Regions from separate parts of the Mus musculus genome. Here region 2 is linked to region 1. Evidence: chromatin loops called from intact Hi-C (ENCODE). Cell type or tissue: left cerebral cortex. All regions are shown on one strand. Each heading gives the region's core, and the rest is flanking DNA. Links, peaks and the distances in the headings are about the cores only.

The links. A loop is a pair of places that touch in the nucleus more often than their neighbours do. Peaks named below come from ENCODE experiments on the same cell type or tissue, not always from the same donor. Only the 100,000 strongest peaks of a DNase experiment are listed, where the experiment ranks them.
Region 2: it touches region 1 in a loop (2.9-fold over the local background); 5 of 42 quality-filtered maps call a loop at or near these places.

Annotation. Positions count from the first base shown.
Region 1 is chr3:84,217,348-84,221,736 of GRCm38, forward strand. All of the region lies in intron 1 of Trim2 (tripartite motif-containing 2), which reads right to left. Among named protein-coding and RNA genes, the nearest start is that of Gm40078, 9.4 kb to the right of the region's middle. In left cerebral cortex, for the core only: CTCF peaks have their summits at 2,060 and 3,626; DNase peaks (open chromatin) are centred at 428, 882, 2,597, 2,701 and 2 more places; H3K4me3 peaks cover 3,570 bases; H3K27ac peaks cover 2,899 bases.
Region 2 is chr3:84,300,084-84,304,472 of GRCm38, forward strand. It overlaps a transcript of Trim2 not described here. Among named protein-coding and RNA genes, the nearest start is that of Trim2, 42 kb to the left of the region's middle. In left cerebral cortex, for the core only: a CTCF peak has its summit at 2,413; a DNase peak (open chromatin) is centred at 2,381; H3K4me3 peaks cover 392 bases; H3K27ac peaks cover 228 bases.

The DNA of each region.
Region 1 (4,389 bases), core at 292-4,291:
AGCCAGTGTTTTGGGTTGTTATGAGCCCATCGCCATCCTTCTGTGCTTGCATTTGCACTGTTACTGGTGATTCAGCTAGAAGAAAGAGGGCAGTCTTCAGCGGGATGAAAACAGGGTGACCCACTTTCAGTTAAATCAAGTCTGAACTCCAGGGAGTCACTTTGTAAATTAGAATCCAAGATCTTTTCTTTCGGGGTGTGTGTGTGTGTGTGTGTGTGTGTGTGTGTGTGTCTGTCTGTCTGTCTGTCTGTCTGTCTCTCTCTCTCTCTCTCTCTCTCTCTGTGTGTGTGTGTGTGTGTGTGTGTGTGTGTGTGTGTGTGTGTGTGTGTGTGTTTGAAGGACTGAGAACCTCTCCTTTAATTTCAGTCAGTCTCCAGGCGAAAGTGTGCCCGAGCTGCCCAGAGCTCTGCTTCTCCTGCCAGGGATGGCTGTGTGACAGCTCCCTTGATGTGTTGGCTTCTCCACATGAAGCTGATTTCTAAGTGGGACTCAAGTCCTCACTCTCTTAAGCCTTGCTCTGGACTTTCAAGGTTCCAAAGGGCTGAGTCTGTGCGAGGAGTAAGGAGCGTTAAGTGGCTAAGCTAATCCGACATTTACCTTTGCCATGCCCTGGGACAATCAAGATGAGTGGGGTCTCTTCTCCCTAATCCATCACTGTGCCATGGCTCCCCCAGACTCCCTCTGGGGACTACACAAAAGCAGCTGAGAATTCTGCAACCACTGAAAAGCAGGGAGCAGCCATGTTGCTAAGGGGTAAGGATCTCTTCTGGGAGCTGAGAGAGGCTGACAAAAAGGGAGAGAGTATTTTAGCTCAGAACTCCCAAAGACACAAACCTGTGTGACAGACACCCTCTTGCTCTTGCCTCTGGTGCACAGGAAGCGTGTTCCTTCTGTTGTTAGTTAGCATACATGCTTCCTTCAGGAATAAGTTTGCAGAAAAAGAATAAAGAGCGCTTCACCGAGCAATGAAGGCAGAACCCGGTGGAGAGGTGGCTAGAAAGACTGGCATACAAAAAACAGCTACACGTGGCTCCTTCAAGTGAGGCGATTTGAATACTTGGCTCCCCAACCCCACCCCACCCCACTCTGTTCTAATCTAAGGCTCCAAGTTTTAGGCAGAAACCCGATCTCCTGAATTCAGACAACCTGTAGAACAGAAATACTCAGAAAACCCTAATAGCCGATGTTGGTGAAGCTCTGGGCTCTGACCTGCAGCCCTCCTGTAGTAAGGGACAGATGGCAACAGAGGATTTTTTTTTCTTTTTAAAGCCAAGACAGATGTGCTCAAGTTAACACCCTGATACAGTTTAGAAGTAATACATTCAAAAATTTGCAGGAATAAAATATGATCCAGTTGGAGGTGTTCCAAACAGCACTGGTCTGGCAAACACATGGGTCTTCAACTGCAGCATTTTTCTAAACCTAAAATATTTCTTTCTCTTTTATATGTTTTAGAACAGGAGAACATTTGGCTAGAGAATTAGTCTCCACCAGAGAAATAATTAGAGGTGCGAGGGTTCTTAAAATGTAAGTTTTGGTAATTTTAAGAAATGTCTTCATACTTAGGGTGTGTATGTAAAGCAGGCAGATAAGTGTGTTGAATTAGGAGAAATCAATGCCCAAGGCTATCCCAATGGTGAGCAAAAGGCTATCCCAATGATGGGCAGTTTCATTTTAGAGACAATGAATACGGGCTTTTACTTTGTTTCATAACTCATAGCGTCCATTACTCTTTTGTTGTCCTAATCATTTAAAAACTATCTTAGGATCGTGACATTCACAGGAGTAGAAACCTGTCCAGACCTGGCTGTCTTTTTAAAAACTATGTGGGTTAAATATCATCAGTCTCCAAACAGCCTTTCTCAGAAGTCAAGAGAATTTTTTACATTGCCTTGCAATCTTTGCAATGCAAATTGCTTGTCTTTTTAGGAGAACTCTTTAGAGGGCCAGGAAGCCCTGCTAAGGATGTCTGAGGGCTAGTCACCAGAGGAGTTTCCCCTGCCACACCACACAGGAAACTTCTCATTGTGTCCTGGTGGGCTGGCCCTCCAGTGGCCGGCATTATTTAACACTACACTGGGTCAGAACAGGGCCAATAAAGCACCTGCCTAAAAATAAGGGAAGTACTCTGAAAAATCAATTCATACTACGCAAAGAAAAATGCAACTTAGGGAGGGATCAAATGGCCCTCTTTATCACACTGTTTTAAAATCCCCAGCAATTTACTCAAGGAGAATAAAACTGCTGTAACATGAGATGAAGAACAGATAGTTTTGTAAATGCCTCATTTGAAGTCTAGATCTTGGAAGCTATGACACAGAACCTATCTTTTTTTTTTTCAGATGAAAATATTGTCTTTTGGCTCCAGAGTTCATTTATTCACCATTTGATTTTTAGTTGGAAATAAATGGCCTTCCTACTGGCTTTCCTATTGCCGTACAATGAGGATTAATGTCAGGGTGGGGCATTCTTGCAGGAGGAGGAGGGAGTGGAAAAAAAAAAAACTGACACAAAAATTACCCGTGATTCAAGGAAGCAGAACTAAGGGCCAACCCAAGGATTTCTCTCTGACTATGTAGTTCTTTCATTGAGCTCCACCCAGATTTGACTGTACGTCCAAGGCAAGAAAAATTGCCAGAAAGAAATATTTGATGCTTGTACGTTTGCAGCTCTCAATGGCATCTAGAATCCAGGGGGTCGTGTCATGCATTATGAATGAATGGGTTTCCAATGGTAACTGGGAGGCAGAGAGCGTTTCAACCCAAGGCAGAGAGCCGGGTGGGGGAAGGGTAGAATCGCACACCCTCCACCTAGGAGTAGCCAGGAAGGAACCCTGAAAATTTAATACTTTATCTCACTAAAAAGATACAGGAAAAGTAATTCTTGAAATAAGTCAAGACAACATTACAATAACGACTGAAATGGATTAAAAAAACAACAACAACCTAATCTGTTCACAACAGCTTTCTCCCCACGTTTGTTAATTTGATGCTTTTGTTTAGGCAAAGAGTGGGTCTTCCCCTATTTTGTAGTCAAAGAACATGCAGCATCACCAAGAAAGGAAAGCGAGAGACGCAGGAGCAGTTATCCACCAGATAGAAAAGCAAGCACCCAGGACCTACCCATTTCTCCCGATCAACAGACTAGTCAGCGAGGTAAAGAAAGACACCCCCTCGAGGCTGTCGCTGCAGCTCCGCGGCCATCCAAAAGAACAATGCACATTTCTGCTACCTTCTCAAGTTTGGAAGCACCATGCAAAGAGACTGGTTAAAATTCCCTACCATGCAATGCAGCCATCATCAGAAGCCCAGCATATCTTCTGCTCTAAGTAGTGATGCGCCAGCTCATGAACAGGACAGAGGAAGAGAAAAATGGAGGAAATGAGAGAAGGCTCAGGAAAGTCGGCAGGAATGTTTCTGGGTCATTAACAAGTAGGAGACCCCCTTCCGAATTCAGACCAATCAATCTTTATCTCACAGGACATCTTTTTCTCAGTGTCTGTTGAAAGGACTGCAGCAAGCCACACTGCAGCAAGGGATTGTGGGATAGGGATGCAGCAGCGAGCTGCAAAGAGATTCGCGGGTGGCTGGCTTTCCCCTCTGAGTCAGCAGTCAGCTGTTCGCATGCTCCGGTGCAAGGCTGCCGCCAGGCTCCATCCCTAAATCCCCGACTGCAGGATTAACCCCAGGAGGCATAAGGAGCAAGCATCGCTGGCGGTGCAGACAAAACTGGTACCCACCCAAGGGTGTTGCAAATCAGAAAGCAGCTTTGCTGGTCAAATAAGCCAGTGCAGAAGCAGGAAGAACAGATTCGAGAATCGATGAAAAGTTCACATTTAGAGGCGTGTTTTGGGTGGGTGTGACACCATGGATTCTCAACAGTTAATTAAACTCAAATCTGTGTCTTTGGGTGTAGCAAATAGCTTGAAACAATGCAGATTGCTTGAAATGTAAAATCAGATCCACCACAGGGCTTCTTCTACCCTCCCCACCCAATGTATCTCCCAAGTAAAGGTCTGTGTAACACAGTTCCACAATGCAAAGGACATTTCTCTGATCTTTATTGTTCTAATCATTTGGGAGGAAAAAAGTTGATGGTACGTACTCTGATTAGGGGAAACCAGATTCTGTTCTGTTTCTGGTTTCAGTTAAGGATCGAGAAACCTGACAAACTTTGCATTTGCCCATAACTTGATTTCCTCCCAAGTCATCGATTGGACCCACTTAAAATATTTAGAGCACAAAATGGCCAACAAGTGCCTCTCTAACAGTGCTTAGGTCTTTATATTGTAACCAATATTTCAGGATCAAAGGCATACATGGTAGAATGGAACTCACAGCTTTCACAGTGGAGGCAGGCAATACTATTCAGTACTTAAGTTTACCACCT
Region 2 (4,389 bases), core at 243-4,242, 83 kb after region 1:
AGAAGAGAATATACAGATTCTTCATCTGAACTGAGTTAACGTCCAGAATATATAATGAAACTAACACCTCAATATCAAGAAACAGAGAATCTGATTTTAAAATAGAGCAAAATATTTTTGAACAGATAAGTCATTTCTAAGAAGTGGAGTCACATTTCAGGAGACCAAGTGTATAAAAGCCAGCACAAAGATGATGCCAAAAAGCGAGATTCAGACAGGGCAGTGTCCAGAATTGTACAAGATACAATTCACACTGGATTTATGAACAGAGATGAACCATAGCACCAGCAAGAGAAGAGGGTCCTGGGACCCTGAGGTGGGAGGAAAGAGACTATTACACTAAGCTAGACAAAGTGGCTGAATATAGCTGGCTTCCTTTAAAAACTATCAGCATGATAACACTGGTTAAAAAAAAACTTCTAGGAATTGTATAAAATACTTAGTTGACTATTTTCATGACTTTGCTTTTTCTTACAGGCTTTAGAATGTGTGGTCGAATCGCTTGGCAGACAAAACGGTAGTTATAACCAAGATGGCTGGTCAGATAAAGCTGGGCTACTGCGACACAGAAATGGCCAAGGAATAATAAAAAGGTGCTTAATAGCATTGATCATTAGAGAATTCAAATCAAAACCACAAGAAGATATCAACTAACCTTGGCTCAAATGTCTGTGACAAAGAGCCAAGAAGCCACACTCTGATGGGCTGAGGAGAGACTGGAATCTCTGCACATGGTTGCTGGGAATGTAAATGACTGTAGCTATGTTGGAAAACAGTACAGCATTCCTCAAAAATCTGAAAACAAGACGTGTATGATCTAAAAGTTCAACCCTGGGTAGATAGCCAACGGAAAGAAAATCAAGTAAAAAGACACCAGTACCCCATGTTTTGTACAAAATGGAATCAACCTAATTGTGCACTGACAGATGAATGGATGAAGAAAATTGTTACCTGGATAATGGGATATGCTTTGGGTATAACAAGAATAAAATCCTGTCATTCATAACAGGTTGGACCTGGAAGACCCTCAGGAAATAGGCTGAGCACAAAAAGAAAACTCTGCATGACCTCACTCACGCAGAACCTGAGACCTGACGTCCCAGAAGGAGAAAGCAGACTTTGGTCCTCAAAGACTGCGAGAGAAGAGGGGAAAGAAAACAGGGTAAGATTTGTCACTGGCAAAAAATATGTAGATGGGAGAAATAAATCCTGGTGCTCCCACAGGATGACTACAGTTAACAAGATGTATTGCATTTTAAAATGACTAGAAGAGAGGATTTCAAATGGTCCTGTCACAAAAAAATTACTAAAGCTTGAAATTATAATATGCTAATTAGCACAGCTTGATAGTTACAGAAGATAAATATGTATAAAACATTACATTATACCCCATAAATATGTATGGTTAATATATGTCAAATCAAACGGAACAGAAACAATACAGAGCCAAGTCAAAATACAAGAGCCTCGGCCCAAGGACAAGGGAGGGAGAACGCAAACAAGAGTCTTCTAGCTATCTTGAATTATTTCGCCACCCAACAAAGATGTTTCAACCTGTAAAGAGCGGGCAGCATTGTATGCTTCTTGACTAATAGAGACACAATACTTTCAATTGCTTCTGTGGCTTAGAGAAGGAAAACGTAAGATACACGTGAACTGAGACTAGATCTTATGTCGCTGACAGTACTGTTTACATACACCAGACAACCCTTGTTTCTTACCCCTTCCCATGTGCCCATTTTCCAGCCCAGGAGACGGACAGTGTCTTTCTCTTCATTTCCCAGTGCCCATGGACCATTTCCACCTCCACAGGAGGCTGCCAGGGAACTCTGTGGGGTTGAATTCAGGGAGGAGACAGAGGTGGTCAGTTTGTGAAGATCAACCTCTTTTGATTCACAGCCAGAAAAGCCTCTAGGAAACTAGAGATTGTTTCTTCATTTCAGTAATCCAGAGCTCTCAGGTCAGAAAACTATGGGCCTCCACAGAGAAAGAGGCCGGCATTTGCCAGAGCAGGCTTTATTTCTCCTTTCATAGAAATAAAGAAAGGAAGGGGAAGAGGAGGGAACGAAGCAAGCAAGCATAAACTTCAAGGATGGAAGATAGAGGTCCTGGGACAAGTGGTAGCCCACCCAACACCACCCCATGTGCCCCATGCACTGTCCTGTTCTGGGGAGACAAGGTCTGGTGAGGCTGCCCAATCTGGACTGTAAGACAGACCTGGCAGGGGCATATTGTTTGGCAAGCACGATGCACTTTTAGTTATTTTAATTAGTTGCCAATCTGTAAAGATCTAGTGGTTTCACGTTAACAAAAGCTAGACTCCTGGTTCCCTCCAGCAGAGCTGGCTAGCCTGAATGTAAGCTTCTACTGCCCTCCCCAGTTAACCCTATTAGACCATGGTTTCACTCAGCACTTGCGCCCCCTGCCTGCCCCTGCAGCGACAGACCTGGGCATCTAAGGCATGGGCAGGTGTCTGTCCATCTATTTTCTTACCCAGAGAGCTCTCACCAGGCCAGATGAGTTAAAATCTGAGCCTGGGAAATGACCTGGCCTCTGTAGAAGAGGCTGAAAGGTCCAAGGTCTGGAGCCAGGGCTGGAAGGGGCTAAGGTGAAAGTGGTTAACAACTTATTTTCTTCTAGATGCTCTGTGGCAGTGAATGGCACCATTTTATAGTCCCTTTGTTGGAGCCAATCAGGGTCTGATTTACCTATCTCCCTAGCTCTACCCCCATTTGGCAGTAACTAACTTACTTCTCTTTCCCTAGAACAGCTTTGATGTCTTGGCTCTTCACTGTTTGGACTGACCCATTCTCAACGCCCTACACTTTACCCACATTTTCCATTCCAGATCAGGGAACACTGGGAATAGCACCCTTTTTTTTTTTTTTATCTCACCATTAAATTTAATAGAAAGGCTTGATTTGGCTTCTACGTCATTCTTCATACCTCAGAGCCACATTGGTTGCTTTTCACGGCACATTCACTTAGTCACAATCTGATTTTAATTAACAAAGAACTGAGAAACCACACCATGGGGTGAAGATCGAGATTTAGTGAAAATTCAAGCACCAAATACCAAGCCTCACTTTGGGACCAGGACCATAATCCCATATGTAAAATTAAAGGATCTATATAGTCCATAATATGTATCCATAATGGATTTAGTTTCCTACCTATAGACTAATTTATAATCAGTTGAGTTTCTAAGCTACGTTTGGATGAGGCTTTTCTGAGTGTTAAAGTGCCCGCCACCCCTTTCTGCTTGCTTTCTCCTCCTGTCTGGCTTGCTCTTATTAAATCAACCCTCAAAGGTCAGGCTGACAAAAGCCACTCAGCCAGGAAATAGAATCGGAAGAACAGCCCAAACCTTGGCGTGTCTCTTACGCAGGTCTGGAGATCACTTTGCTGTGACCTGGCTGTGCCTGAGAAGACACAGACCTGAAAGTTCCAGCACTTGTTCATAGCTGGCTTCGCCAACTGGCACTAGTCTTGATCTGTAGAACCTTTTAGAGAAGGCCATGTCTTCTATGTCCCACACCCCGGGACGCTGCATACTGGACACGAGAAATCACAGGCGAACAAAAGCAAGCCTTGCACAGAGACCTCAGGAGACTGGGACAGACAAAACCACAGGCTTCTGGGCCAATGGGGACACCCCAGTATCTGAACAAGGCATTTGGGGGGGAGGGGCACTGGTCTGTGTTGAGCATTTCTTGGAACCCTTTAGGGAAAGCCAAATTCCTCAAGAGATACCTAGACCTCAGAGAAGACTTGCATTTTTTTGCCAGATGTGTAAAGTTCAAAATCTCCAAAATTAAATAAAATACTAAATTGTACAATAAGGTTTCCACTAGCAAGCAATGGCAACATCAAACAAAACCCACGGCACCTTTTCACAAGATTCGTAATTTGAGGAGAAGGAGGGAATTGGGGTCTTTTCTTTTGTCTCTAGTCTCCAAATATATGCTTGCCCTGGAAGAACAAGCACCGTGTGCAGGAAAGGAAGAAATCAGCGTGAAGCCTGGCAGAGAGGCTTGAAGTCTCAGAACTCTGAAATCCCCCTGGGATCCAGACCCAGGGGCAGTGAGCCTGTTGCCCAGCGAGGTGGCTTCAGGGAGGACCGCGACAATCCCTATGCAGTGCACAAAGATCCCCACGGACAGGAGGGCATAAGCTATTTCTCATTGCTGTGAGACAACCCTAAAGGCTCATCGCCTTTCCCAAGTGGCTGGACAGGACTGTGCACCTCGGCTTCCTAGGCCCAGGGTTCTTTTGTGTTGGGTTCGAACACAGGAGCAGTCCTCCTGCGATGCGCTTAAGTCCCTCCCGCAGCTGCCAGGGCTGAAGCTTGCTCGCGCCACCTCCAGGCTAGGCTTGGTGACTTGGGTC